Linked DNA regions of Homo sapiens: region 1 is linked to region 2. The links are chromatin loops, found by intact Hi-C in ENCODE. Cell type or tissue: Caco-2. All regions are shown on one strand. Each heading gives the region's core, and the rest is flanking DNA. Links, peaks and the distances in the headings are about the cores only. Region 1 overlaps PARD3 (par-3 family cell polarity regulator). Region 2 overlaps PARD3 (par-3 family cell polarity regulator).

What was found. Peaks named below come from ENCODE experiments on the same cell type or tissue, not always from the same donor. Only the 100,000 strongest peaks of a DNase experiment are listed, where the experiment ranks them.
Region 1: a loop joins it to region 2, with 5 times the contacts of the local background. A loop is called at or near these places in 4 of 110 quality-filtered maps.

The regions. Positions count from the first base shown.
Region 1 is chr10:34,467,845-34,483,793 of GRCh38, reverse strand. It overlaps PARD3 (par-3 family cell polarity regulator), which reads left to right. Exons shown (of 25, transcript NM_001184785.2): 4 at 13,531-13,709. Among named protein-coding and RNA genes, the nearest start is that of PARD3, 340 kb to the left of the region's middle. In Caco-2, for the core only: no CTCF peak of the experiment used is centred there; DNase peaks (open chromatin) are centred at 3,283, 3,753, 4,073 and 6,373.
Region 2 is chr10:34,421,116-34,437,064 of GRCh38, reverse strand. The region is part of intron 5 of PARD3 (par-3 family cell polarity regulator); the gene reads left to right. Among named protein-coding and RNA genes, the nearest start is that of PARD3, 390 kb to the left of the region's middle. RefSeq lists an enhancer at 8,933-10,132. In Caco-2, for the core only: no CTCF peak of the experiment used is centred there; a DNase peak (open chromatin) is centred at 9,634; H3K4me3 peaks cover 210 bases.

The sequences.
Region 1 (15,949 bases), core at 2,539-10,538, 49 kb before region 2:
TGAGTATTTGCTAATTCAGTGTTTACAGTTACTTTATATAACATAACTATTGTGCAAAACTAGAATCAACTGTATTTAGTTTTCCGGGCACTGTTTTGGGCACTGAGGGTGAGACAGTGAGGAAGAAAGATACGTTCTATCCCCTTGTGGGTCTTACATTCTATCTGGGGCTGTTGGCCATATGGAAATAGAAAGGTAGCACATCTCCTACTCAGCACATATATGAGGAAAAGCAATATTATAAATAACAATAGCATAAGCTTCCCCCCTTTTTTCTGTTTTTTTTTCTCTCTCTTTTTTTTTTTTTTTTTGGTGACAGAGTCTCACTCTGTCGTCCAGGCTTGAGTGCAGTGGCATGAAATGGGCTCACTGCAGCCATGACCTCCCAGGCTCAAGCAATTATCCTGCCTCATCTTCCAGAGTAGCTGGGACCACAGATGCGTGCCACTGTGCCTAGCTAATGTTTGTATTTTTTGTAGAGACGAGGTCTCACTATGTTGCCTAGGCAGGTCTCAAACTCCTGGGCTCAAGTGATCCACCTGCCTCAGCCTCCCAAAGTGTCTTTTTTCTTTCTCATGTTTTGTTCATTTTTGTTTATCATCTGCAAGAGAAACACATTTTTGTTTGTTTGTTTTCTGAGATGGAGTTTCGCTCTTCTTGCCCAGGCTGGGGTGCAGTGGTGCGATCTTGGCTCACCGAAACCTCTGCCTCCCAGATTCAAGCTATTCTCCTGCCTCAACCTCCTGAGTAGCTGGGATTACAGGCATGCACCACCACACCTGGCTAATTTTTTTTTTTTGTATTTTTAGTAGAGACAGGGTTTCTCCATGTTGGTCAGGATGGTCTTGAACTCCCGACCTCAGGTGATCTGCCCGCCTTGGCCTCCCAAAGTGCTGGGATTACAGGCGTGAGCCACTGCACCTTGCATTTTTTTTTTTTAATTTTAAGGAAAATAGCTCACTCTTACCTGTTCACATGCCCCTCTATCCTCCCTCTAACTTGCTTCTTTTTTCTTCTCTCAGTTTCTTTCCACCTTATATTCCCCTGGTCTCAGCTTCAATCTCCTCATTGCTCATTAAGGTATGTTTCTGAAAGTACAAAAAGAATCTAGAAAAATAATTCCATAATATTCTCTCAGTGAAAGTCTCTGGTACCAGGTATGTAAATACCTTTAGTTATTTTCATCTGGGCTTCTCATGGTATTTAGTACTCTTCTAACTGTCCCTGTTGGACATTTACTAACATTTGCCTTTTACCTGTCCTGAGCCAGTCGCTGGGGAGTAGCAATCTGTTAGAGGATTTGTTCCTTTTTGAATGGTCAGAGGCCTGGGGCAGGGGCTCACACCTGTAATCCCAGCGCTTTGGGAGACCGAGACAGCAGGACTGCTTGAGGCCAGGAGTTTGAGACCAGCCTTGGTAATATAGCGAGACCCATTAATTTAAAAAATAGAAACATTAGCCAGGTCGGGCATGATGACTCATGCCTGTACCAGCACTTTGGTAGGCTGAGGCGGGAGGATAACTTGAGGCCAGGAGTTCAAGACCAGCTTAGACAACGAAGTGAGACCCTGTCTCTACAGAACATAAAAAAATTAGCTGGGCATGGTGGGGGGCACCTGTGGGTCCAGCTACATGGGAGGCTGAGGCAGGAGGATTCCCTGAGCTCAGGAGCTCAAGGATGCAGTGAGCAATGATGGTGCCACTGCAGTCCACTCTGGGAGGCAGAGTAAGATGCTGCTTCAAAAAAAAAAAAAAAAAAAAGATAAAAATTAGCAGGGCACAGTGGTGTGTGCCTGTAGCTGAGCATGGTGGGGGGCACCTGTGGTCCCAGCTACATAGGAGGCTGTGGCGGGTGGATTGCTTGAGGCCAGGAGTTAAGGCTGCAGTGAGCTATGATTGTACCACTCTACTCCCATTTGGGAGACAGAGCAAGACCCTGTCTCAAATAAATGAATGAATGGTCAGAATGGGATTCACTTTAGAGTGATTTTTTTTTTCTACTTTTCTACAGTAAATGACTCTCAACATCTTGGCCCCATATTTATTAGTTTTGAAAATCACTAGGATAATGATGTCTAGTTAGATGCTAATCAAATATGTATTGGTTGAAGTAGCTGGATGGTAGCTCTCCCATAGCAAAATAAGGACACCAAAATATATATAAAAGAGGAAAAGTCATTGTTGTGAACTGCTGCTTTCCATTTGCTCTCTGGGTGGCCAGATCACTCCCTGATGTGTCTGGCAGGGGCTCAACTAACTTTTCCCCTGAACTGTACTGGCTTAGCAAAGGACCTGGGGATACCACGTTTTTATGCACAGGATTCAGTAGCCAATGCCTGTTTTGATAAGTAGCTGGTCATTTACATCATTGCCTCAGGCCAGGTCCTTCACTCTCGCCTGAGAGGCAGGAAGAGAGAAGTCAAAGGCTTTTCACCTCTGATGTCCATTTCTTATGCCCCTTAACCACTCTGTTCTACCCTGGGGATGAAAGGAAAGGAGTCCCTGAACACACACTGGGGCCTACATGAGGGTGGAGAGAGGGAGAGGGAAAGGGAGGAGGGTGATGATAAAAATAAATAAATAAATAAATAAATAAAACAACTGTTGGATACTATGCTTATTACTTGGTTGGTGAAATATTCTGTACACCAAACCTGTGACACAAAACTTACCTGTATTAGAAACCTGCAGGGGCTGGGCGTGGTGGCTCACACCTGTAACCCCAGCACTTTGGGAGGCTGAGGCGGGTGGATCACCTGAGGTCAGGAGTTTGAGACCAGCCTGGTCAACATGGTGAAACCCCATCTCTATTAAAATTACAAAAATTATGCAGATGTGGTGGCAGGCACCTGTAATCCCAGCTACTTGGGAGGATGAGGCAGGAGAAGAGCTTGAACCTGAGAAGCGGAGGTTGCAGTGAGCCGATATCGCGCCACTGCACTCCAGGCTGGTGACAGAGCAAGACTCCGTCTCAAAAAAGAAAAAAAAAAAAAAAAAAAGAAAAAGAAACCTGCAGATGTACCCCTGTAGCTAAAATAAAAGTTTAAAATAAAAATAAAATATTGGAATACATCTATTTAAAAAACGAATTGGGAAGTATTTTTGTTCCTGACTGATATATCTTAGCCAACTTTAAAACATTTTGTTCCTACTTTGTTGGGGTGTGTGTCTAGAGTGGATGAGTTGTAAAAATGAATAGAGTCAATACTTGTCCTCTAGTTGAATAACTGGCCGATGCTGTTAAAAGTAGAAACAGGTTGGGCGAGGTGGTTCATGCTGGTAATCTCAAGGCTTTAGGAGGCTGAGATGGGAGTTTCACTTTGAGGCCAGGAGTTTGTGACCAGCCTGGGCCACACTGTGAAATCCTGTTTTTACAAAAAATAAAAAATTAATTAACCGGGAGTAGTGGTGTCCACCTATAGTCTCAGTTACTGGTGCAGCTGAGGCTGGAGGAGCACTAAGCCCAGGAGTTCCAGGCTGCAGTGAGCTGTGATCTTGCACTGCACTCCAGCCTGGGTGACAGAGCAAGACCTTGTCTCTAAAAAGACAAAAAAGGAGAAGCAAGGTGCAGTAGGAGAAAGAGGCAGAGGAATTTTACTAGTACGTCTGAGCTGGATTGTTTCCTTTGATCCTCCACACCTATCTGTGCTCTGCTCCATATGCCAAGAGGCCAGCCCCTCACACTGACTGTCCAGGCTCTATGCCGTCTGCCTTGTGCCTGCAAGGACTGCAGCAGCAGGGCATTGACAGAAGTGGAAAGATGGAAAAGGCAGGCTTATTCAGCCTTCCTGGCTGTGGCTTTTGTGCAGCTGTGGCCCTCTGGGGAATGTCACAGCTCCCCTTGCCTCATGTGAGCAGAGGGCACTATACCCTTTGTTGTCATTCCTTAATCCTGCCATATATTAGAAACAGTCTTTCTGCTAAACTGTCCTCAAAGACCCCTCTCTGAGTCCGCAAAACACTTGGTGCCAGGACACAAATACTAGATCTGATGGGTTGGAGGAGGTGCTGTCATTTGAGGAGGACTTGTAGAGTACAGGACACACTGAAGTGGGTGGAGAGGAGGGCAAAGGTTCCTGATAATGGAAGTTGCAGCACTGGTGCGCCATGCAGTTGTCTACTGTGGTGCATGTTCAGGGAGCTGTCTGTGTGGACAGGCTACAGGGCACCGGCAGTGGCTGTAGGGGCTAAACATTGGGTGATAAGAAGAATATTATCGGAAATAATGTTAGGAAGGTACCCTAAGTCTCGATTGCGGCAGGCCTTGACATTGAGAATTTGCAACTGGGATTTTGTTTAACTCTTTGTGCTTTAAAAAAAATTTAAAGGCTGGGTGCCGTGGCTCACGCGCCCCAAAGTAATCCCAGGACTTTGGGAGGCCGAGGTGGGCGGATCATGAGGTCAGGAGATAGAGTCCATTCTGGCTAACACAGTGAAACCCTGTCTCTACTAAAAATACAAAAAATTAGCCGGGCGTGGTGGCAGGCGCCTGTAGTCCCAGCTACTCGGGAGGCTGAGGCAGGAGAATGGCGTGAACCCGGGAGGTGGAGCTTGCAGTGAGCCAAGATTGTGCCACTGCACTCCAGCCTGGGCGACAGGGCGAGACTCTGTCTCAAAAAAAAAAAAAAAAAAATTAAATTTGAGCTAATCATAGAATCTGATGCAGGTATAAGAAATGATACAGAGAGATTCATTTCAATGATAAGATTTTGAGAAAAGTTCCTGTTCTGTCACAACCACAATATTAACATTTATATAACATTAATATACAGCCTTTATATAAAATGTATACAATCTTATTCAGATTTTTTCTTGTACTCAGGTGAGTGTTTAGAAGATTTTTGATCAGAGTGGTTATATTGTCAGTTTCAGAGTGAGAATTGTAATGGTATAGATTTAATATGCCTCAGAAAAATGCTTGGCTTTTGGATGGAAACATTAATATGTCATTAGAAAATTGCATATATTCACGCCTGTAATCCCAGCACTTTGGGAGGCCCAGGTGGGTGGATCACCTGAGGTCGGGAGTTTGAGACCAGCCTGACCAACATGGAGAAAACCTGTCTCTACTAAATATACAAAATTAGCTGGGCGTGGTGGCACATGCCTGTAATCCCAGCTACTCGGAAGGCTGAGGCAGGATAATTACTTAAACCTGGGAGGCGGAGGTTGCAGTGAGCCGAGATCGCACCATTACACTCCAGCCTGGGCAACGAGAGTGAAACTCCGTCTCGAAAGAAAATTGCATATGTTTTTTTCCCCTTGACTTTATTTTCCCTCCTTATGTGTGTTGGATTCAGTGCAACCATTGAAAACATCCTGTTATCCACAGAAATGTATCTTAAACTTACCATTAAATCACCTGTTGTTTCAAGTGCAACATATAGGCATCTTGTACTTTTGATACGTTTTATTTTTGTCTGGATAGCAATGTGATCAGATCTGAATTGCACAGAGTCAATTACCAAGTACTCCCAATGCAGCTGGGTCTTCTTGGAGTATAGTGATTGACCTAGCCCTTAAACTATGTTTGTGGTGCTCATTGCACTTATCTGTAAAATGTAATATTTCAGTTTATCACTAAGCATCTTCCAACCATAGTATCCTGTATTTATTGCTTATATAGAAAAAAAATTTAATAACAAGGTGATAAGATTCATTTTTATATCCTTCTCTCTGAGTCATTTGTTGCTTTTCAAAGCTTATTTCTTGCCCTGCCTTCCACAAATTTCTTCCAAAGATTCTAGGAAATAAATGAAGTATGGATAAATACCTTTATGAAAAGGAGTAACACATATCTGAAGGTTGGTTTTGCAATCGTGATGACAGGTTTGTATCCCCACAGCATGTGATAATAACTTGGTTCTTCCCATGGTTAGATGTCTCTTTAGGAAATGTATGATTGCCCTGAAGATGGGAGAGAGACAGTTTTCATTTTGCATGAAGAGTAATTTTGCTGTTTGTATCATAAGTTCTAAAAGCACACATGTAACTGCATATTATATTTAGATTCGATTAAATACCTTGATGATTTATGCCTGTCTTCTTGGCAGAGTTTTATTCATTGCCTTAAGTGGTTAAATAGTTGAAAAACGACTTGAAGAATGAAGGAAGAGAGACATTGGGCAAGTTGATGAGAAGAAAGGGTGGGATATTTAACAGTTAAAAATGTATATGTCTGCCCTTTGGTATTTGCTCTAATTCATAATTAGATCACCATTTCTTCCACTTATTTAAAAGGCACCTTACCTAGAGAGAGACATCAATATTTACAGTGCATTAGTGCCATGGAGAATTTCAGATCTTGTGATGAAGGTTTATTGCTGTTTTATCCCCTCTTCAAAGCAGTGTACACATCAAACAGTCTCCACCCTCATTCTGGACCCAGTGACATCGCACCAGTCGCTCTGTGCTTCATGCAGCAGCTTAATTATTGAAGATCCTTGTCTTTGAATTTTCTTTTTAATATTTCAGAGGATATACTTTGAAAATCTATATATTAAATAAATCAGAAGATTATGGGATTAGAAAGTTTTATCATATTTTAAAATGCATCAGTTTTGCTAAAATTTGAGATAAGGAGTGGCCATAATGTGACCAAATTACCTTAAATGAGAAGCTCCTATTATTTCTAATTACTGTAATGAACACAAATTACATCAGATTATTAATAATGCTGAAATAGGCCATGGGCCCCAGAAACGTAGCAAATCATAGGTGAGAAGATCATGTTTTATTCATCCGAGGCCAAAGCAAAATTACCTTCTTTATGCAATGTTATATTAGTCAGGACAGTTAGAGGTGGGGAACCTTTTAGGTGAACTTTTAGATGAATCAGGCAGTTGTGTTTCATGATTCATTTTGTTGATAAGGCCACATATTTATATGAATGTCTTTCCTTAAAATAAGGTGAAACTCGTGAAAAGATCTCATGCCATTTGTGACTACTACTGCACCATTCTCTAGAACTCTGTGTTGCTTGTCGTACTTTGACCTGTTGGGAGTTACCCTGAGCATGGCTGCTGAGACTGCTTTGCAGTGCTTTTATGTTTTTTTCTAGTACATTTTTCATAAATTATTATTCTCTCAGGATGAGGTTTGGTGGATGATCACTGGTTGGGGGTATATGAACATATGTGTACTCGCACCTTTTTGGTATTAAAGGGAACTTCTAAACCCAGCAATGCAGCCTCTGAATTTATAAATTAGGGATGGAGGCCCAGAGAGGTGACTGATGTGCCAGTATCACAGGTCTAGGCCAGTGGTTCTTAGCGTGTGGTCTCTGGGCCCTAAGGGATCACTAAGATCATTTCAGGAAGGCCATAAGTGCAGTACTGTTTTCAGAGTATTATGAAACGCGATTTTGTGTTGTTCACCGAGTTGACATCTACATCAGTGGTGCCCAGGACCTGAGGGGCAAAAATGTAGAGATCACTTGGCACAAATCAAGACGGTGGCACCAAATGTATTCTTTACCCCACACACTCGCAGTGTTTTTAAAAGCCATTTTCACCCACTGTTTTTGATGAAGAAACAAAATTAATTACTTAAAATCTGACACTTTAATATACAATTTAACATTTTGTGTGATGATGTCGGCATAAAACACTTCTCCAACATATGGAAGCTCAGTGGTTCCTTTTTAAATTTTAATTTTATTTTATTTTTGTTGAGGTAAGGTCTCACTGTGTTGCCCAGCTTGGCCTTGAACTCCTGGGCTCAAGTGATCCTTCTGCTTCAGCCTCCTTCAGTAGCTAGTGTTACATTCGTGAGCCACCACGCCCAGCTTCTCAGTGGTTGTCTTGAGAAATACTTTTATGCGAAGGCTTGATTTACATGGTGAGGTTTTCTCATAGAACAGCGTTTTCATTTGAAATACGGACAGAAAAACTGGTTATTCAGACCTGAGTGTCTGGCAGAGAGTTTATTAAAAATGAGTGACACAAGCCTGTCACTGTAAGGCAAAAAATGGGCAATATTTGTTGCTAAAGATAAAATTCAAACTTTCTAGGTAAAATTAGGTTTTGGAAAACTTATGTCCCACTGTGAGCATGACTGCTTCCCAGTACATAAAGATATTTCTGATTAAATTGGCAGAGATATTAACATGTGATTTTCTGAAATAAAGAAATGTATCAACATTTGGAAGATTGGCATAACTCAGTAACTAATATTTTCCAAATGACTAATGTTATGGAATTTCTCGTGGGTAGAAGTTTAATTCAAAATGTGAGACAAATAGATTTTAATGTAACAAAGAAAGAAAACTTCACATTCACATTGTAGCTGACCTTTGAGAAACCACCACTGGTCGAGTTATGGTGTGGTATCACAGAAGAAAATCTAAAATTTTCTGGAAAAGCTATTAAGATATTATTCCCTCTTCCAGCTACATATTTGTGAAGTTCTGTTTTTCCTTTATATACTTTTTCATATGGCAGCTGAGAATGCAGAAGCAGATATGAGAATCCAGATGTCTTCTATTAAGCAAAATGTTAAACATTGCTGCTCTTTCCACTAAATGTGCTTTGTTTTATAAAATACAATTTTCATAAAATTGAGTTGTGTTAACATGTGATGAGTTTTATTATTATTAAAGTGAATTAATACATATTTTAAAGTTGTTCTCATTTTCACTCCTAAAATGGTAAATATCACTAGCTCTACCCTCCCATAAACAAAAACTCTTTGAGGTCATCAATTTTTAGAGTGTGAAAGGGCCCTGAGATCAGAGTTTGGGAATCACTGAATCTAGTTTGTTTCCTTGCAGGCATGCTTTCCTATTTTATATGTAGTACTTCCTCCATTTAATGATAGATTTTTTTCCTTTTCCTATCTTAACATTTCTGAAATTTGGATGTCTCTTACAATATATGTTTATGGCTAATGTAACGTTTCTTCCTCTTCCCAAAATGAAATCGTTCTATGAATTAAAATCAGGATATGATTTCTCAGTGCATAATTCTACTAGGAAAACAACAAAATTCTTCTCTTTTAAAAAACAAACCAACATTTGTATCCACAGGTAGCTAGGAATGGAACTTAATAGATTTGATTTCATAATTTGTGATTTGTGATTGAGCACTGGCTCAGGAGCCTGAAGTCTTGGCTGGAAAACTGACTTTTCATGTCATCTCTCTGAGCCTCAGCTTACTCATCTGTGACGTGGGTCGCATGTTTTTCCATGTGTCTAATGTAGTGCCTTATTTAAATAAAAAAATTTCAGATCCCTCCGTTTAAGTGGTGGGTTCTAGTACACTGTTACTAAACTTTGTGCACGCGTGTGTATGTGTGTGTGAAAACTCCATAAAAATGCCTTATAATTTTCATGCAATCATAAATCCAAGAAGAAATCATAAACCAATACACATCCAGATGTGTAACAGAGATCCATCAGATAGAAGCACATCATTGTGAGAGATGAAGAAGTCTTGCTGAGTCTAAATTGTAGGCTGTATGAACCTATACCTGCCCCGGGGTCTATTTATTTGGACCTGGGTTATGCTGCCTTTATGTACTGTGATGACTCAGGTCTTACAGCACTTCCAACCATAAGAAAACCTTGATTTCAACATCATTATGATGTCATTTGGCCATCCTTTGATGAGAAAATGCTGTTGAGTGACTGACTGACAGGGCCTTGCTCTGTTGCCCAGGCTGGAGTGCAGTAGTATAATCACGGCTCACTGCAGCCTTGAACTCCTGGGCTCAAGTGATCTTCCCACCTAAGGCTCCTGAGTAGCTGGGACTGATGCAGGACATGTGAGCCCCACAGTGGGGCTTAGCCCATAAAGGTCCTTGTGTTTGCCCAGGAAAGAATTCAAGGGCAAGCTGGGGCTAGAAGAAAACAGCTTTGTTGAAGCAACAGTGTCGCAGCTCTGTGACTGCTTCTGCAGAGCAGGGGTGCTCTATGGGCAGAGAGTAGCAGCCCAGGGCAGTTTTGCAATCATATTTATACTCACTTTTAATTACATGCAGATTAAGGGGAAGTTTATACAGAAATTTTTAGGAAAGGAGTAGTAACTGGGACATTAGGTTATTACCACGGAAACAGTAGGTAACACCTAGGTGTTGCCATGGCAGTAGTAAACTGACATGACAGCTGGTGAGTGTGTTTGATGGAAAACTGCTTCTGTCCCAGCCCTGTTTTAGCCAGTCCTCAGTTTGGTCTGGTGTCCAAGCCCTGCCTCTGCAGTCAAGTCCTGCCTCCTACACTAGGACTACAGGAAAGTGCTACCACAGTTGTCTATTTTTTTTTTTTTTATTTTTTGTAGAGACAGGATCTCACTGTGTTGCCCAAGTTGGTCTTGAACTCCTGACCTCAAGCAATTCTCCCACTTTGGCCTCCCAAGGTGCTGGGATTATAGGTGTGAGCCATTGCACCTGGCCTCGTTGACTTGTTTTATTGGGTTTTGTTCTTTCTCATCAGCGTGGTAATCAAATCTAGGACTCCTTCCTGAATTTGACAGTGGACATAAATGTAAACGTGGCACCTGAAATTGCGTGGGAGTACTCAGTGACGAGGTAGTGCAAATAGAAGATCCAGACTGTATTTATTTTAATTTATTTTATAAATATTGCTGAAATGCAAACAAAAAGTTTAATGTTGGAAGAACTAACAAGAAGGGCTGCATGATAGAGCATTCGCTGTAGCAGCCTTCACATTGCAGTTTATGCAAACACCACCCTATCCATGAGCTCCATCACCCACCATAAGAGACATCCCGCAGGGCCTGGAGCTCCCTCTGTTATCTTCCTCTTCTCAAATCCCCTTTCCCCCAGTCCATATTTTATTTCGAGAGCTACAGGTATATAGAGATAAATGCTAATTATTTTTGTCTGTCTGTTGCAGACTAACACATTAACACAATGTTTGTGTCTAATCTTAAGAAGATGGTCTTAATTATTTAATCAAAATCATGTATGCAATGTATTCTCCTGAGGAAAATTTCAAACACAAGTAGGGCAAGCAGTTTTATTGTGTCCAAGCTAATTCAGTCCTTGAATTTATTGGGGGGTTAGAATATACTTTTCTTTGATTATTTTACTATAGATATTGGGTACTGCTTTTGGTCCTATGTTTGTGCTATTTTTTAAAGGCCTCCTCTTCTGAGTTAATAGTGCCTCTTGTAGACTTACATACAGATGGGTGACAGAAGAGGGAGAGAAATGGAGGTGTACAGAGGTACCTAACAACTGAATAACTAACCCTGTAATTGGACAGCAACAGAATCTGTGTCTAAGTAATAACATTGTCTAAAAGTTTTTAGAGTTTTCCTGCCCACCTCTCCCCATTTTGTTGCTTTTTTCCTTACAGTTTTTAATTTGATGATTCTGGAAATTTTGCTTCCTCTTGGTAGAGAACTTTCCTTATAGTAAGGGCATTGTAATATTAATGCATATCAATTTTTAGATGTGTATTTTTGCGACCTTGTTCTAAGAGTGACTATATAGTTCTTATTGGTGTTTATTTTTATTTTGGGGGGTGTAAATTAATAAGCAGCAAAGGTTGTCATGAATGTTTACAGACACTAAAATCCAGAAATTATTAAAATCCTCATGTTTATGTTTCTCTCAGCACATTAAGATAGCCACCAAAGTATTAAATTTGGAGTTGACTAAATTTTTGCCCTAGTAACGTTGCTCAGACTGTGTTGTTATTATTGAATCCTCATGATGTAGAAGTCCATGTTAAATTTGTTATTACTATGTTTCATATGCTTCTGTTTGCTCTGATAAGTTCTAATTTGCTTTCACATTGGAGACTATTGGATTGACAGTGGTTTAAATACAGCTTTCACTGTATATAAATAGCCTGTTTGGTATCCTCAAGGTTTCCATATCTTTACCATTGACCAGTGCACCAGTGTTTCAAAAATATCCCTCCTAGAACAAATGATGAGTTTACTGCTTCATGGTTAAAGCTATGTCATTAGACCGGACGTGGTGGCTCACGCCTGTAATCCCAGCACTTTTTGGGGCCGAGGCGGGTGGATAACCTGAGGTCAGGAGTTCAAGACCAGCCTGGCTAACATGGTGAAACCCCGTCTCTACTAAAAACACAAAAACTAGCTTATCATGGTGGTGCACACTTGTAGTAGCCTGTAGCTACTCGGGAGGCTGAGGCAGGTGAATCACTTGAACCCAGGAGGCGGAGTTTGCTGTGAGCCGAGATTGTGCCACTGCATTCCAGCCTGGGTGACAGAGCCAGACTCTGTCTCAACCAGTCAATCAGTCAGTAAAACTGTATTGTTAGAGGCTTTAAAACAAATACTTACATCCTAGTTTTTAAAAACAGAGTATTCTAAACATAATTTAAATTTTGTCTTATGTTTTTGAGTGATTTCACTCAGTTGCTGAGTGGAACTTTTAGTTCTGATTGCAGCTATTGCAGACTCTTTTCTTCTTCACTTTGCATTTTTAATTCTGTTTCTTCTCTGCTGTGACAGTGATCCTATTTGCCAGGCTGTTCTCATTGTTACTGATAATGATACAAATGTTCACCTGAGTGTATTATTGATACTGTTATAGCAATTGCAAGCAAGCTCTTCTATGCAAATACATTTGCTAAAATACTACCTTTCGTGTAATTGTATATGTGAGTATATGACAGAAACTACCTGCAGATTAACATATTACTTTGAGTATTTTCTGTCTTAAGTATAAATAATATATTTGGGCACTACACTTTCTGACAATACTTTATTGAACAAAAGAAACATTTTATTCAACAAAATTTTTCAGTAGAGCAGCCAAATGTCTAGATTCTATAGATTTTTAAAAATTGATACATAATTTTATGTATTTACGGAGAATATGTGATGTTTTGATACATGCATACCATGTGTTATGGTCAAATCTAGGTAATTAGGATATTCACACCTCAATTATTTATCTTTTTTTGTATTGGAAACATTTCAAATCCTCTCTTCTAGCTACTTTGAAATATACAATAAATTATTTGTTAACTATATAGATTCTGTGTTTTTATTACAGTAGATATGATTAAAAGGTAGGTGAAATTTGTTTACTTGCTTAGATTCATTATTTTTTAAATGATATATGTGATGATTATTTAGAAATATTGGGGTAATGATCACAGTAATGGTTATTATATTACTCTCTACTGAGTACACACTATATGTCTAGCACTGTTTAACCCCTTTATATTATTTAGTCCTTACATTACCCTGATGAAAGAGGTACTGTTTTATTTTCATTTGAGTTGGAAAGGACTAGAGGCAGAGAACAGTTAGGCAACCTGGCCAGGGCCACATAGATAACAAGGAGTGAAGTCCAAGTACAAACCTGGGCCATTTTGCTCGGAGCCGACACTTGACCGCATCTCTTTCACCGTGTAGTATTTTAAAGGACCTAAAGGAATTTGTGTTTAGAATACTGACCCACTTGTCCCCTTTTACAAAAGTGTAATTCTGTTCCTTAATCTTTAGGATTTCCCTACGTTCTCCTAACATGTAGTTTACCAACATTAGTATCTTATTTTTCAGCATAGTGCTTTTGTGTTTACAGATATGCCTCTTCATGTTCGACGCAGTAGTGACCCAGCTCTAATTGGCCTCTCCACTTCTGTCAGTGATAGTAATTTTTCCTCTGAAGAGCCTTCAAGGAAAAATCCCACACGCTGGTCAACAACAGCTGGCTTCCTCAAGCAGAACACTGCTGGGAGTCCTAAAACCTGCGACAGGAAGGTAACCACCTCTGCTTGTTTGCTGCTGTCTCTTGCCCCTCCTGACTTCTTGGTGTCCGTGATGAGTGTCGTGTCTTGGGTAAACCATTGGATTCCAGGGCATCTTCATGATGGCCTTTTGTGAGCGTGGTACCAACTTTCATATCAAAGTTCAGATAGTCTCCTATTTTATATCACACTTGGATTTTCTGATGAAAATCAGTGCCGTGTATGGTGTGCACTTATTAATATATCCATTTTTTGAATAGATTCCATTTCATATCGTTAAAAATGAAAACATTCAACACATTATGTGCCATATAAAGTCCCTTTCTTGCTGTGTCTCCTGGTCTCCTCTCCCATTTCTCCTCACAGGCAACCTCTTTATTTGCTTTTTCTATGTTCTTACAGGGATATTTGACACATTTATAAGCAAATATTTATATTGGTTCATGAGGTACATTAAGGAACTTAGAACATTATGAACTTTTAAGGATGAAAGTGGACTTCATGGTAATTTAGTTTGATTACACAGTTGATCGTTTTATCCTAAGTCTCCTTGTAAATGGAAGTGTGTTGTCTAGTCTTCATAATACTTTCTTCCCTGACCTAATTTATTTTAGTCCTTGACCTAATTTATTTAATCTGAATAAAGAAACTTTATTTTAGCTTGTTTTGTCTGTTTTAAAAAATTTGTTGGCTGGGCGTGGTGGCTCCCACCTATAATCTCAGCACTTTGGGAGTCCAAGGCAGGTGGAACTCCTGGCCAGGAGGTCAAGGCCCGCCTGGCCAACATAGCAAAACCCCATCTCCACTAAAAATACAAAAATTAGCCAGGTGTGCTGGCATGCACCTGTAATTCTAACTACTCAGGATGCTGAGGCACAATAATCGCTTGAACCCAGGAGGCGGAGGTTGCAGTGAGCCGAGATCACGCCGCTGCACTCTAGCCTGGGCGACAGAGTGAGACTCCATCTCAACAACTAAAAAAATGTTGATGCTCTTTGTCAGAACCCTTATTGTTCCTTTTTGTCACGCTTCTCACCTCTTATTTAATGTGCTTTTTGCTGAATCTGTCATTTTCACTTTTGAATCTGTAGATGCTCAATAAACTTCTGTTGAAAGAATTAATAAACATTTTTTCAGTGCAGCCAGTAAGTTAGCACAGTATATATTGAGAAATGTCAAAATAATACTAATCACATAAGATGAAAAAGATGTAGCTTGATATTTGCTTGATTTATTCTTTGCATAGGTATAAAAATACCTGTTTTAAATATTTCTTTCAACTTTGGTTTGCATTTCAGCACACTCCTCTCTGTAGTAATTCTAGTGACAAAAAAAGTACATGGAAAACATAGGTTTAAACTGAGAAGAATCTAGTTGAAAAAAAGAGTATATTTAGTTTCTGGTTTTTTTTTGAATTATGAACTTAACTGTTAGGCTTAGTCTCCTGAAATACTTTGTTTTTATAGATGTGTTGAGGAGCCATATTGGAAGATCTTCTCATTAAGATTAGCTTGTAAGTTTTGAGGACTTTATCTTGCAGTAGACTATCCAAAGAAGCAGAATCCAGTTTATCAGTGGGTCTCATGGCAGTTAATCTTTTTTTAGAACAGACCTAATTTAATTTACATGGATATTCACAAATGTGTAAACAAGTCAAGCTGGCAGTTTAAAAAAATTTTTTTAACTTGGTTTTCAACTGTTTGAAACATACGGAAGTTTCTTTTCAAGTCATTCAACATCTTGGATGTGTGAGTCCGTTTCAGTTGCAGCAAACAGAACGTGTTTTTATCATAAAACATTTTTGAACAAAAGGAATTTATCACTTAGAATGTTTTTCTCACAAAATCACTGGAAGGGTTTGCAGAGCAGGTCCTAGGTGGTCCTGGAGAACCTTTAAAACTATGCAGTAACAAACATGTGGCTTGCCTGTGGAGCTACCCTCTCTGCTTTCGTGGTGAAGGAGGTGCTGCAGTCCAGGGGCCTGAACTCCTCCCACCGGAGCCTGCCTACTACACACTATACACCACCCTGCCTCCAGGTGTACTCAACTTGCTTCTGTCACTTGTGAAGCTGGAGACCCACCCTAGAAATGCTGCCAGTCATCACAGCCCAGGAAAATTCTGTTTCAAACCACTATTAAAATCTCATGCTACTGAATCTGAGTAGGTGGAGTTCAGTTTGTATCTAGACCCTTCTCTGCAGAAGAGCCTGGGAAGTAGAACATTAGCCTTAAAACCTCTGCAGCACAGGAAC
Region 2 (15,949 bases), core at 4,986-12,985:
TTTGAATTTTGCAAAGGTGATACATTCATAGTTCTAAAATCAAACGTTATACATGGAGATGCAAAATAGTAGTCTCCCTCCCCCAACTCTCTATTAGCTAGCTCTCCTCCCCGTATTCAGCCACAGTTATTTGTTTCTTGTGGCTCCTTTCAAATGGTACCATGCTTTTATGAGCAAATACGGAAACATATTCTCTTTTCACCTTTTTATATAAATACTACTACAGTATCCTGTGCTTTGATTTTTTTTTTCTTAATATAGCTTGGCAATCCTTATAGACTGACACATAAAAGGTGTCCATTTTTGAAACACTTTGATAATTTTCCTTTGTATAGCTGGGCCAGTGTTTATTGATGGGCATTAAGGTTATTTACTATCCTTTGCTGTTGCATAAATATACTGCAGTAAATAACCTGTTATAGATAAGTCATTTTGTATTGAGTTTCTCACAGAAGTATGCCTAAAAATGAAATTGTATGTTTACACATTGTACAGGAATATTACATACATTTGTAACTTTGATAGATGTTGTCAACCTGACCTCAGTAGACATCGTACCATGTTGCACTCCACTAGCAATGCCCAAGAGACCCTGTTCACTCTATCACCTCACATTGTGACATGATGTTGTATGCAGTCTATTAAACTGACTTGATCAGTTATACCTTTAAAATATCTCCCTTTACACATTCTCTAAAGCAGAAGGCTGTTGATGGAGTTGGCCAACATACAGGCTGCAAGTGGGCTTCCTATACTGTTTAGGAGCACAGACCATTCAAAACCTTCCCCTTTCCTCCAACAAATAAACAACAGTTAAGGAAAAGGACGTCTTGGGGTGAGAGTTGGGTTCTTCTTGCTCTGTTAGAGCATTGAGTTCAATTCTTTAGCATTTGCTCAGATGTCAGTCACTCTGAAATGCACATAAATCAAATGAGACTTTCTGAAAGTTCTTACCTTTGGCATAACTTGTGTATTCTTTTCATATTCTAAATTTCGTATTTGATTCATATTTTTATATTTTCAACTGGAATTGAGTTATTACCCCTGAGCATTCCTATCTCCTATTTGATAGTTGTTGTTTTTGCATACTTTGCCAGAATGAAAATGAGTAGAATGACGGGGACAGAAAAAGGACAAGATTTTCTTTTTTTAAGATGGGTAGTTCACTAAGTGCTTCTTGAAAAGTAAGAGTTTTATGCTGTGTTCTCAACAGTAACTTTTGCCCATAAATTCTGTCTGAACAGAATCAATAGTGTTTTCTTCCCTTAGTATATCCCAAAGCGGGGTGCTTTGTAATTTACTTCTGTGTTAACTTTTTTCCTGTTATGTCTTAGACTGTATGTTATATGATAGTATAGAAGCCACCTATGTGAAATATTTAAACTTTTGTGAATGAATGTGGTCTTCTTGCCAAACGTAAACATACTATGTTTTTCTCGATTGCTCGGGTTCACTGAAGAAAGCACACCTTCTTAAGATACAAGATTTCTGTTGATGGGATTGGTCTATTTGGGGGCTTAGTCAACAGATATTAGTGTCTCATTTGTAACCTTTCTCATACCATGAAAGGTTGTTGGCAATTTGTATTCTCATTATCTTACTACCTATTTGGATCTGGCAGTCTTTCTCTTTCTTTCATTGTTCCATCATTTATTGGCTTAAATGAGTATTTGGAAGTCCTGGCTGGTAAGAATTCTGTGTCTTTGGATATATTGATTCGTTGACTCTAGGAAGCAACTGATTTTAGATTGTTCTTGATGTTTCCAAACTTTTCCCTTTCTGATGTTTAAGAAGTTGAGATGATGAAGTGTTGCCATCTGCAATTACAACAAAAGTACCAGAGATAGCCACAGTGACTTCCTTTTTTTTTCCTGTTATTTGTAATATCAAAATGTAAACCAGAAACAGCTATGCACACATATACACAGGATAAATAAGTATTAAATTAATATTAGATATCAAATGTGGAATTTCTGAAATTGCATGTAAGTGTTTAGAATGACAGAATGTTTAAATGTCTTTTACCGTTCCCTGATACCTTTATTTATTTTGGTTTTCTATCTCTTATATGTCAACTTGTCCTAATTAATTAAATTAATTTTATGCTTGATCAAAATAAATACAGAATTTGTGCAGCTCATAGCAAAGCCTCGTGTGAATGTGAATATGTGCTGGTGTGTGAATGTGATAGTTATGATGTTATTTTGAGGCTATTTTCACTAAGGAAAAGACAGTCCAGGATCCTGATATTGCACCTTTTATCAGCCATTGATATTTAGAGTGTTCTTTACTTTTTCCTCCTCTTTTCTGTATGCCTCTAATCTTGGCAATTGTATTTTTAAATTCATTCATCCCTCTGCATCTTCATTACTACTTCCAAAGTCCAAGCTGTCAACAGCTCTCACCTGGGTCACTACACAACACTGCAGCCCTCCTCCCTGTTTACATCTCTTTGTCCACTGTGGCTAGACTGATGTGTGGTCAGGAGCACTGCTTGACACACTCTGGGGCTCTGACCATACCCAGGAACACCGTGGGTGAAGTGGTTAACAGCTGCTTGAAGTTGCAGCAACCTGGATTGGAATTGCACAGCATGTCTTATGCTGACCAAGCTGCTGAACTTTCTAAGTGTCAGAGCAAGCTTCATAATCTATTGTGATATATTTCAGAGGATTGTGAGGATGAGATAAGATGAGTCATGGAAAGCTCTTAAGACAGTAGCTAAAACACATGAAATACTCTAAGTGTGAGGGCTGATATTGGTGTTTTTGTCCTTTTTGAGTCTTCCTGATGTTCCTTCACCATGTGGATCGCAGCTGCTTCCAGGGTGCATTCCCAGGTTAGGCAGCCCTGCTGAACTCACTCTAGTCTCCAGATCTACCCTGTTCTTGCATCTCTGGGTCTTTGAACATGCTGGCCAACTCTTCCCTTTTTCCTGCCTAGGATCTGCTGTTCTGATCTCCTGCCACCTGCCTCCTTCAGCTCATTATTCTTAGCCATACCCGATCCCTGCCAAAACCAATGTGAGGCACACATAATAGTGTCTTATTCTTTCCCATCCTTGCACTTTCCAAATTTCATTTTAATTATGTCTTTCTTTTTAAAGAGGGCAGGACCCATATCTGTTCCTCTGAGTTTTTAATTTGCTTTGTTTTCGAGGGAGGCATGACTCAATGTGTGGAGGCATTGGGTCTCTGTCACATACGTTTGCAGCCTAGCGTAACCATGCTTTTATTGAATACATTTGTTATTATAAAGGGCTTTCTGCTTGTAATTTGTATATCTGGAAATGTTCTTCTCTTAAAACATTTTTACAGCAACCATTTTGATAAAAAAATCTTATTCCATAGATAGTATATATTTTCTTACATTGAATGATTAACTTTTCAAGAATCTCCTCTAGATTAAATTGGAGAAAGTTTGAGGGGAGGGCAAGGAATGTTAGTTTGATTATATCAGCAGAAATCTGGGCTTTTTGAATTACTCATATTTTAAGTCCCTTGGGGGACTAATTTTCCTGAGAACTTTGTATTATAATCATAAACAGATCCAGTTCAGTAATACTTTCATAAACTTCTGGCTGAGACTTTGGTATTAATGTCCTGAACTCTTAGAAAGAGAAACATATTTTTGTAGGTTGGCCAAGAAAAATAGGTCTTGATTCAAATAAAATAATGTATTTGTTATTTTTAAAAGGTTTTTCCATTGAGCAATCTGTGAAACTTTTTGGTAATTTAGTTGTCTAATATTGGACATGACTTAGGCAGTGACTTGGTGTATTTTCTGTGGCTCAATATAATGACTATTTGAATTTTTAAGTTTTTGCTTTTGACTTGGGAGTAAGTTATGTTAGATTACACATTATTACAGAACAGTTAACTGTTACTCCTTTGGTTGTAGATTTTAATAAAAGGTAGAATCCTGTGTCTTAGTTCCTTAAATATATTTGAAATGGTAAAATATGCAGAGAAATTTTTTATTGAAAGTAAACATTTTATTTAAGGTACTTTAAATGTACTTTAAGGTACATGTGCAGTTTTCCCCCTGCTGTTAGTAAATGGCTGAAATAGCACTTTGGATCTGTGGCACCCTGGAGAAGCTTTCCTCTTCACTCCTCTGACATTCTGTTTCTAAGCTCATTCATATTATTTATAGAAATTTCTTCTTTTTGCTCTACCTCCCTGAGTGCTGGTCATTTCTCTGGATGGGTTTTTACATGCTCTTCCTTGGTGAACTTTTATGTTACTTTAGTTCCTCTTCCTGTTCCTTCAGACTTGTGCTTACCTGCAAGGATGGGCTGGTCACTACTGTCTAGATATCTTTTTGATCACTCAGATTCAACATGGGTGAAGGTAAACCATCTTTATGTTTTCCCTGAGATGGGAAGTGGTCCCTAATAAAAAGGGCAATGTGACTTGAAACTGCCAGTTCTGAACCTCATTGTCCATGGATCTGGGCCATATATAGCAACCTATGTGTTCAGAATTACCTTACCCCTGTGAAATCATGAGTAGTTAATTTCTGGTGTTTCCTACGCCCAGAAAATTCTATGATTGGCCATTCTTTTCTTGTTTCTTTTAATTTTGCTCTGTGTCTCCCAGGCTTCAAACTTACTCTCTTATTATCTTCTCTCTAATTTTTTATGTCTTACCTAGTGCCAGGTACTATATATTATACCTTTACTCCTCTGTGTGTGTGTGTGTGTGTGTGTGTGTGTGTGTGTGTGTATGTGCACGTGTATATCTTTCTATTTTCACAGCACCTGTTCTCATTTCAGCCATATTCCTTTTGACTAGACCTATGTAATATTTGTCTCCCTCTCCATCTGTTTGTTTTTAAAATCAATTCTGCGTTTTCCTATTTGCTTAGTCTTCCAAATTGCCACTTGGATTTCCTCACCTGCAAGTTTAAAAGCATGCAAAACACTCCCTACTGTATTTTGATTTAAGTTAAATCAAATTTATTATCTTGATATTCTGGGTTCTCTGCATTCTTTTTTTTTTTTTTTTTTTTTTTTTTTTTTGAGACAGAGTCTCACTCTGTAGCCCAGGCTAGAGTGCAGTGGCGTGATCTCGGCTCACTGCAAGCTCTGCCTCTCAGGTTCACGCCATTCTCCTGCCTCAGCCTCCCGAGTAGCTGGGACTACAGGTGCCCGCCACCACGCCCAGCTAATTTTTTTAGTAGATACGGGGTTTCACCGTGTTAGCCAGGATGGTCTCGATCTTCTGACCTAATGATCCACCCGCCTCGGCCTCCCAAACTGCTGGGATTACAGGCATGAGCCACCATACCCGGCATTTTTTTTTTTTTTTTTTTTTTTTTTTGAGACAGAGTTTTGCTCCTGTCACCCAAGCTGGAGTGCAGTGGTGTGATCTTGGCTCACTGCAACTTCTGCCTCCCAGGTTCAAGCAATTCTGTTGCCTCAGCCTCCCAAGTAGCTGGGATTACAGGCACACACCACCATGCCTAGCTAATTTTGTATTTTTAGAAGAGACAGGGTTTCACCATGTTGGCCAGACTGGTCTTGAACTCCTGACATCAGGTGATCACCCGCCTTGGCCTCCCAAAGTGCTGGGATTACAGGCGTGAGCCCCTTGCACCCAGCCTGAGCTACCACACCCGGCACAAATTTCTATTTAACTTTTTTAGGCATCATCTCCTACCATGATCTCATGCATATTTTGTGCTCTGGTGGACTGCTGTGCCTTCCTTTAAAATCAATTCTGTTCCTTCTGACTTCAGATATTCCTACAATGCTAGACTCCCCCTACTTTCTGAATCAGCATTGTGTCATTCATTGTTTAATTCTGTCTTTGATCATGTGTATTGATGCTCACATTAAGATGACACTCTGCTTGAAAATGAAGGGGTAGCATCAGGGGTGTTATTCATGTGCAGAGCCAAGATGGATCTCAGCATCATACTTATTAACTGCAATCTGGAGTAAGCTACTTAATCTGTAGTTTCCTTGAGAGGCCTCAACCTGGGCTAAAATGGTCACTTAATGAAAACTGATATCCAAAAAAGAAAGTGTGTGGTAGAATTTTGTGGAAATCCAAATCATTTATTTCAGTTAATGATCTGTCTAGAAAACGCCAATCAGTTTTTATCACATGACCTACATGTTCCTCTTCATTTCTGTGGAGTAAAAGATGTTGCGGTGCTCCCTCTGTGTCACACCCTGTGAGGAAGTGGTGTAATATGCCCACAATCAGATGGCCTAGATTTGACTTTCTGAGGCATTCATTAGCCTGACCCCTGTGATCCTCCATTTCCTCATCTGGATAATTGGGGAAATTGCCTCTTTCTTCCTTATGCAGTTGTTCAGAAGCTTTAATACCATAGCGGACAGCTTATGGTCTTGACCCAGAAAAAGCTAAAATTTCTGTTTCTTTTAGTTGTGTGACTTTGGCAATATTGATTGTTTCCTATTTTAGTTTTCTTATTTGCAAAATGGTAGATGATAGAACCGATTTCATGGACTTCAGTAAAGATAATGTAAAATAATATGGTTCAATATTAATCAGTGTTAGTTATTTTAGTTACCGTATGCTAGTTCATGCAAGCCTAATATAAAATTTATTTTTCTTCTCGCTGCTTATCCAATCCTAGTGATTGCTACAAATTTTTGATAGTCATATTCTATCATTAGGAAGTCAACTTGCTGCTTAAAATGGAAAGCCTTGTTAGAATAATATAAGTAAATTACGTACAATAGTCTATTCTATTCTAAGATATTCTAGGTTAGGATTTTTAAAATGTAGAAAAAATTTGGAGTGTATGATCAGTATTATCTTTATATTTCTCATATGTGTTAGATGGTTATGTTTTTCATGTAGTCATACATATGGTTAAAATCCTTTGATAACAAAAGAAAAAATACCATATAGCCAATAATTCAAGAACATGCCAGTTGGCATATTCTCAGATTGTACTCAAATGGTAAACACTTTCAATAAGGTGTTTCTTAATATCTTACTAAGAAGTACTAGCATTATGGCTAAGCTGCTTTTTGTAAATAAAACAGATTTTTATAGCCAGGTGCAGTGACTCATTCCTATAATCTTAGCACTTTGGGAGACCAAATCAGGAGGATTGCTTGGGCCTAGGAGTTCGAGATCAGCCTGGGCAGCATAATGAGAATCCATCTCTACAAAAAAAATTAAAAATAACTGGGTTAGGCTGGGTGCAGTGGCTCACGCCTGTAATCCCAGCACTTTGGGAGGCCGAGGCGGGCGGATCACAAGGTCAGGAGTTTGAGATCAACCTGGCCAATATAGTGAAACCGTGTCTCTACTAAAAATACAAAAAATTAGCTGGGCATGTTGATGGGCATCTGTAATCCCAGCTACTAGGGAGGCTGAGGCAGGAGAATTGCTTGAACCCGGGAGGCGGAGGTTGTGGTGAACTGAGATCACATCATTGCACTCCAGCGCGGGCAACAGTGCAAGACTCCGTTTTAAAACAAAACAAAACAAAACAAAACAAAACAAAACAAAACAAAACAAAACTGAGTTAGAGTGGGGCTGTATTCTTAGCTACCCAGAAGGCTGAGGCAGGATTATCCCTTGAGCCCAGGAAGTGGAGGCTGTAGTAACCTATTATCATGCCACTTGTACTCCAGCCTGGGTGACACAGTGAGACCCTGTCTCAAAAAAAGGAAAAAAAAAAAAAAGATTTTTATTTACTTGTGGTTCTAATGCTTCTCATCTAGGTTAAGTTTTGCTTAAATTCAAAGAGGTGTCTAGACAGAAGTAACTTTGTCACTAAAACCTTCATTCATGACTATATAATATATATATACAATGAAATATCATTTCATTTCATGAATATTTTATCCAGCATACATGGGATATAAAAATTCATTTTCCGAGTTTCTGAGATTTTATTTTCTTTTTCTTCTCATAGAAACTAAGTCTTTTTCAAGTTCTGCACTGTACCTACTTTTGGCTTTAAAATATAAAAGGAATTAATTTGTATGATGTTTTCAATGTGAATTCATTTACAACCTGAATTTATAAGCGTTCTACTCTGACTATGACTTCTAAAAAATTTCCATATGCATACTGTGGTTTTAAAAATAATTGTTTATTGTTTATTCTTTTCTTTACTACCTCCAGTCTGAGCAAGAGTTCTTTCTTTCTTTGGTGCACCATTTTGCATTGCTAACAAATTTTCCTTGACTGATTCGTACTTCTATTTTGGATGTGTGTATATATTTGTGTGTTTGTGCAAGCTTACATAAAATTTAGCGTTAGTGTTTCTGCATGATTTCCTTTAGTTTATAATGTAGGAAAAAAATAGTTCTTACAGTCTCTCACCCCACCAGTGATTTGATTTAGCAAAACCACTGGCTTTATAATCCTTCCTGGCCCTTTTGTCCCATTGGCAGGGCTCTAACCTCTTTACTCCAGAGAAAACACAGCTGTTGTCGTCTTCTTTCTGAACAGTGAAGGGGGCTACATCATTTTCAACTGTATTTTGAAGAATTAATTTGTGCACTAATATAAATGAGTTTTCTAAATTTAAATGTTTGAAATAAAGACAATTTATATAATTTTAGGCCTCTTTTTTCTTTTAGAGATGGGATCTCACTATGAGGCCCAGACTGGGTTTGAGTTTCTGGGCTCAAATGATCTTGCTGCCTCAGCCTCCCAACTAGCTGGAACTGCAGGCACACACCACCACACCTGGCTTAAGACATTTTTAGCAATAAAGCAATTTTTGGTAGGTATTTGTGAGTAGATGAAGAGCTTTTAGTTATGTTGGGCTCTTTGCATTGTCTCTTACGACTAGGCTTATTCATAAGAATCCTATAAGTCATACTGCTTTAAAATTTTTATTATCACTAGAGTCAGGGGAATTGGGAGAGATTCTTCCTCAGTTAGTTGTTCTATCTTGAAGATTGGGGAAATGCTGGAGGTTTGTTGATCGGGAGAGATTCTTCCTCAGTTAGTTGTCCTATTTTGAAGATGGGGGAAGTGCTGGAGGTTTGTTGTGGGATGATGTCGTTTTTTGGGAGTTGCTCACCTTGCAAGAGCCTTGGTCTACCGGCCTTCTCTCTCAGGTAGCATTTGCCCATTGCCATCACATATTCCACTTCACTGTCCAGCTCCCCCATTCCTCTACATGGTGATATGGTGTGTTTGTGTCTTTGTGTCTGTGCTATGTAGTTGCCACTTCCCCCTACCCCTTCATCGCCTCCACATATCGGGGGAACCTGTCCCCGATAATTCAACGTAGTTTCTTTTATATTTTCCCTAAGTGTCAGCCAGTCTGAGAAATAAAGAGAAAGAGTACAAAAGAGAGAAATTTTAAAGCTGGGGGAGACATCACATGTCGGCAGGTTCCGTGATGCCCCCTGAGCGGTAAAGCCAGCAAGTTTTTATTAGCAATTTTCAAAGGGGAGGGAGTGTAGGAATAGGGTGTGGGTCACAGAGATCACATGCTTTAAGGGCAACAAAAGATCGCAAGGCAGGAGGTCAGGGCGAGGTCACAAGGTCAGGGCGAAACTAGAATCACTAATGAACTTCCATGTCCCGCTGTGCATGCATTGTCATTGATAAACATCTTAACAGGGTTCAAGAGCAGAGAACCGGTCTGACTAGAATTCGCCAGGCTGGAATTTCCTAATCCTAGCAAGCCTAGGGGCACTGCAGGAGACTAGGGAGTGTTTCATCCCTACCTACGTCTGCATAAGGCAGACACTCCCAGGGTGGCCATTTGAGAGGCCCCGCCTGGGAATGCATTCTTTTCTCAGAGCTGTTAATTATTAATATTCCTTACTGGGGAAAGAATTCCGCAATATTTCTCTTACCCGTTTTCGGTAATAAGAGAAATATGCCCGGCCCACAGGCAGCCAGACTTTCAGGTTATCTCCCTTGTTCCCTGAAAATCGCTGTTATCCTGTTCTTAAGGTGCCCAGATTTCATATTGTTCAAACACACATGCTCTACAATCAATTTGTGCAGTTAACGCAATCATCACAGGGTCCTGAGGCGACATACATCCTCAGCTTACAAAGATGACAGGATTAAGAGATTAAAGTAAAGTCAGGCATAGGAAATCACAAGAGTATTGATTGGGGAAGTGATAAATGTCCATGAAATCTTCACAATTTATGTTCGGAGATTGCAGTAAAGACAGGTGTAAGAAATTATAAAAGTATTAATTTGGGGAACTAATAAATGTCCATGAAATCTTCACAATTTATGTTCTTCTGCCATGGCTTCAGCTGGTCCCTCCGTTTGGGGTCCCTGACTTCCCGTAACATCCACACGCCTGGGATTCTGGGATTGCTCTTCTTCTACTTCCTTTTCTGGTTGTGACTCATCTTTTAACTGTAACTTATTGAAGGTCTCCTACATTTTTAACACTGAGGTACTTGTGAAGAAAAAGGACATTCATTTGAACAAATATTTGCCACTAGATATTAGTCTTAAACTTAAGCCGATATGGTACTATTATTTAGAAATATTTTAACAAGTAAATTTTTTGAAATAATCATGTAATTACTCATTCTTAAGTTGCCTATCTTACTTTTTAATTATAGAAGTGGATTCTATAGCACTGTAACTATTTTGGTTCTCTTTTCCTTATCTCTTTTCTACAAAAAAATACCATTCTCCAAAAGGACATTTTAGCGTGAAGTAAGCCACCAAGCACATGCAAAAAGTGGATGGATTCTGTTTACTGTGTTTTCAGTTGTTTAACATTTATATTGAAAATGCTATGAGTAACGAGGAAACTCAGTTTGCTGAATGTTCACCATGTACCAAGGTTTGTGCTAAATATCAGTGTTCATGATCTTGTAGGTAAAGCAGGCATTACTATTGCCATTTAAAGGTAAGAAAACTCATCCTTTTACTAAACTGTTTGCATGTTACCTACCTAGTAAGTGATAGAGATACAATTTAAAAACCAGTTGATTCTGGTTTTTAAACCTATTACTTGTACGGTTGAAAATATAATACTATATTTGCCATTTTGTTTTTGCTCAGTTAAATATTTCTTTAGTATTGACTCTAGGCTTTGGTGTTCAGTATTGATTAAAAAAAATTCAACTCTGTCCTCAGATACCTGATAGTTTATTGGGTCCACAGAAGATTGGAATCATTGTTGTGTTTATGATGAAGTAATATAGGTGGATGTAAAGCATCTGTGAACGTTTCAGTGACTTTGACAGTTGAATAGAAATTTGGGTACTCTGCCCAAAACACTAAAGCTGCTTTGGGTGAATAAATAGTATTGACTTTAGGCTTTGAAGCACAAGTAAGAGTTAAACTAGAAGGGGATTAAAATCCTTGGCAAAAAGTCAGAGTTTAGGTGAAAATGGATTACAGTAGCATGTCCCCATGCCCAGCGCCACCTATTTTCACAGGGACATGCGCCTGTAATCCCAGCACTTTGGGAGGCCAAGGCAGCAGGATCATTTGAGCCCAGGAGTTCAAGACAAGCCTCAGCAACCTAGGGAGACCCCCATCTCTACAAAGAGTAAAAAAGTTAGCCAGACATAGTGGTGCACACCTGTAGTCCCAGCTGCTAGGAAGGCTGAAGTGAGAGGATCCCTTGAGCCCAGGAGTTCGAGGCTGCAGTGAGCTATGATTGTGCCACAGAGCGAGACCCTATCTCCAAAAAAGAAAAGAAAAGCAAATTGGTGGAATTTTCGTTTGTGAGTAATCTGATGTGTTGAGAGTTGTTTGTTAGTGGCCGGGGTGCATAGAACTTAGATTGGGTTCTGGTTGTGAAAGTATCCAAATGTATAACGTTAAGAGGCAATGTTGGTGAAAGAAGGGGTCTAGAGTGTCACATTGCTTCCAAATGAATGTTTCATTCATTAAAGTATAATGAAAATGGATTTGAGAAGAGAGAGACAAAAGAGAGAACGCTTAGGAGGGTGAGCAAAAATATTCTAAATGCAGGCTATTCCAGTAGAGATGGAAAAAAATTGGAAGATAGGAGGTGGAATAAAAAAAAAAGTGGTCTTGGTCATGATTAAGATGTAATTTTCATATGATTGAGACATTAAAAATGGCTCACAGCAATGTCAGTAGAATGGAGGGACACGCCCCAGGTTTCTAGGAGGCTGTGAAGAAAATGGGAGGTATAAAATGTGGAATGCTAAGAGAAATAGAGGAATCTTCTTTGTTTTAATTTTTTAAATAGTAAAGGAGATTTTTGCCCAGTTGCCTGCTGATAGGAGAGAGCCATTGCTCATGTAATAGGTCTTTTTGCTCAAAATTTAAAGTTAGGCCAGGCATGGTGGCTCACCCCTGTAATCCCAGCACTTTAGGAGGCTGAGGTGGGTGGATCACCTGAGGTCAGGAGTTTGAGACCAGCCTGGGCAACATGACGAAACCCCGTCTCTACTAAAAATACAAAAATTAGTCCGGCGTGGTGGTGCGCGCCTGTAGTCCCAGCCTCTGCTGAGGCTGAGAAATGAGAATCTCTTGAACCCGGGAGACAGAGGTTGCAGTGAGCTGAGACCATGCCATTGCACTCCAGCCTGGGTGACAGAGCAAGACTCTGTCTCAAAATAAATAAATAAATAAATAAAAAATGTAAAGTTAGAATCTTGATTACTTGAATTACTAAGCCCAGTTTCATCATGCTGCATATTTGATTAGTTCCTTCTGGAGTCTTTCAAAGACTTTCTGGTTTCTACTTACCTAAACGGTTTTCTGTTACTCGAATACATCTTGTTGCCTATTTCTTCCAACAGATTATTATGAATGTATTAAATAACATTGGTCTTGATTCTTATCCCAGGGGATTCTGCTACTAAAATCTCTGTTCATCCTAAGAAACTCTTTATGTTTGTTTGTTAGAGAAAATGATGACTGGTGATTTTATTTTTCATCCCCTGCATGCATTGCTGTATGTAAGAAAAGAATGGAAGTGTTCATCAATTTTTAGCTGCTCTTTGACTTTTCTATTATGTTTGTATTATATTATATTAGGTAAGATGTTAATATACAATAACAACACTTGCAAATATAGAAATATTTATGACCTTAAAAATAAAAGGGAATTTAAGGGTTAATCTTCAATCTGTGGTGAGTTGCTTTTTGCTGGAATAATATTGCTTGGGGACTTCCTATGAATAAGTAGATAAAAATTGGACCAGAGTTTCATGATTTCTTTTCAATTCCCCATGTGATTATAAGTTTGCCAGTTTGTTAATATTTGAACTTTAATAACGGTTCTGTGAGTTGAAAAACACCATTATGATTTTAAGGTGGTCTGGAAAACCTAGGTAGTTGTTGCATAATTTGACGTAACTACTTGAAACTCTGGTTCTCTTAAAAACAATTTTGATAATAGTAATAACATTACTAGCTTTTTTTAAACATGCCCAAATTCAGTTGTGTATGTATTTGTGTATATGTGAATCAGTGTGCTGTATTTAGGGTAATTTTTGGTTAATAACAGTAATTACAAGAATTATTCCTTTTCAAATTTTATAAAATGTTTTAATTGACAAAAATGTATATATTGTGCACGACTTGATTTGAAATATATACATTATGGAATGGCTAAATTGAGCTAATTAAGACATGTAATACCTCACGTACTTCGTTTATTTTGTGTGGTGAGAACACTTAAAACATGTTTTCTTAGCAGTTTTCAAGTATACAGTATATTGTTATTAACTACAGTGACTATGTTGTACAGTAGATCTCTTGAACTTTTTCCTCCTAATGGAAATTTTGTATACTTTTACCAACACATCCCCACCCACCATCCCCCTAACCCCAGGTAACCACAATTCCACTCTCTACTTTGATGAGTTCAGTGTTTTTAGATTCCACAATAAGTGAGATCATACAGTATTTGTCTTTCTGTCCCTGGCCTATTTCACTTAACATAATGTCCTCCACTATCATTCATGTTGCCACAGTGATAGATTTCTTTCTTTTTAAAGGCAGAGTAGTATTTTGTTGTGTGTGTGTGTTTGTGTATGTATGTATCTGTGTATTACACATTTTTCTTATTCAGGGTCTATTGATAAACACTGTTGATAAACAACAAGATAGGTTGATTCCATGTCTTCGCTAATGTAAATAGTGCTGTAATAAACATGTGAGTACAGCTATCTCTTCAACATACTGATTGCATTTTCTTTGGATACATGCCCAGTGGTGGGATTGCTAGGTCATATAATAGCACTATTTTTAACTTTTTGAAGAACCCCTATACCCTTTTTCATAATAGCCGTACTAATTTATATTCACACCAACAGAATGCAAGGGTTCCCTTTGTCCACATCCTCTTTAGTACGTTATCGTTCATTTTTTTGATAGTAGCCATTGTAACAGGTGGAAGGTGATATGTCATTCTGGTTTTAATTTGCAATTCCCTGATGATTAGTAATCTTAAGCATTTTTCATATACCTGTTGGCTACTTGTATGTCTTCTTTTGAGAAATGTCTATTCAGATTATTTGCCCATTTTTAAATCGAGTTATTTGTTTTCTTTTTGTTAAGTTGCTTGAGTTTTTTTTTTGTATTTATTTTGGATATTAATCTCTTACCAGATATATAATTTCCAAATATTTCTTCTATTCCATACATTGTGTTTTTACTCTGTTGATTGTTTCCTTGGCTATGCGGAAGCTTTTTAGTTTAGTTTGATGCAATCTTGTTTGCCTATTTTTGCTTTTGTTACCTGTGCTTTGGGTTCATATCTGACAAGAACTAGCATGTCTTGAATTTTACCCTGCTAAGTTTTTTATATACGTTATTCTTAAACAGATCCTATGGGGTAGACGTTAGCATTATTACGTCAGTTTTCTGGTTGAGGAACCTGAGTTATGAATGCCATATTATTTGCTAAAGGTCACACAGTAAATATACCTTGGCTTTAAATCTCAGCCTTTCTAACTTTAAAATCCATGATATTATCTACTAAATTATAACTGCATAGACAAAGGTGGATTATTCATAAACTGAGATTCCTAGGGGTGAGAGTGGGTGTCCCTGGATGTGCTGTGGGAAGTCTGTGAAATCTGTTCCTTCCTTAGGGCCCTTGGTCTGGTCCTCTGCCTGGAAATTGCTTTACCCAGATATCTTCTTGCTTAATTCTCCTGGGTCCTTCAAGTCTTCACTTGAATTTCACCTCCTCACTGAGACCTTCTCTGACCTCTGTTTACAACTTTATCTTGCTGCCTCTGCAACGTCCCCACCTCTCCAAATTTCTGTATTCCCAGGTCTCCTTACCTTACTCATTTTTAATAGCACTAGCATACATACAATTCTTTACATTTATTGTGTATTTTCTTTCCCTGCCTATTAAAATATGAGTTTCAGAAGGGCAGAAATCTTTTCCGTTTTGTTCACTCATCTGTTTTAAGCACCTGGGATGGCACTTAGCATATCATAGGCATTCAATAATTGAATAAATAAGTGAATGATTCAGGGTGGGAATTCTCTCTGAATTCACAAATAAGATTTATTGTTTAATGAGCTTGCAGCTAGGAAAAGAGTTCATGGCTTTTAGCAGATTTTCACTTTAACAGACCGGACCCAAAGTTTACTTCAAGCGGTAGTGATTCCTGTGCTTTTAAGTTGAATGAAAAAAAAACATGGATGCTCATTTTTAGTTGTATATGATGCATAGAAATGTATAATCTAATGTAGATTAATGTAATAACTAGTATAATTATTAATAACTAATATAACTAATTACAAATTATAATTAAATACTTTTATATTTTATATTTACTTTAAATATTATAATTTATTACTTAAATAACTAGTTATAATAATTATTAATAAGTAGTACAATAACTTATATATGTTAATAACTAGTAAATGCTAGTTCAGTTTGCAGTTTTCCTTGGGATCATTTTGGAAAGATAAATTATACTTTGCATTTCATTTTTGTTTTGTTTTGAGATGTGATCTTGCTTTGTTGCCAAGGCTGGAGTGCAGTGGAATGATCATGGCTC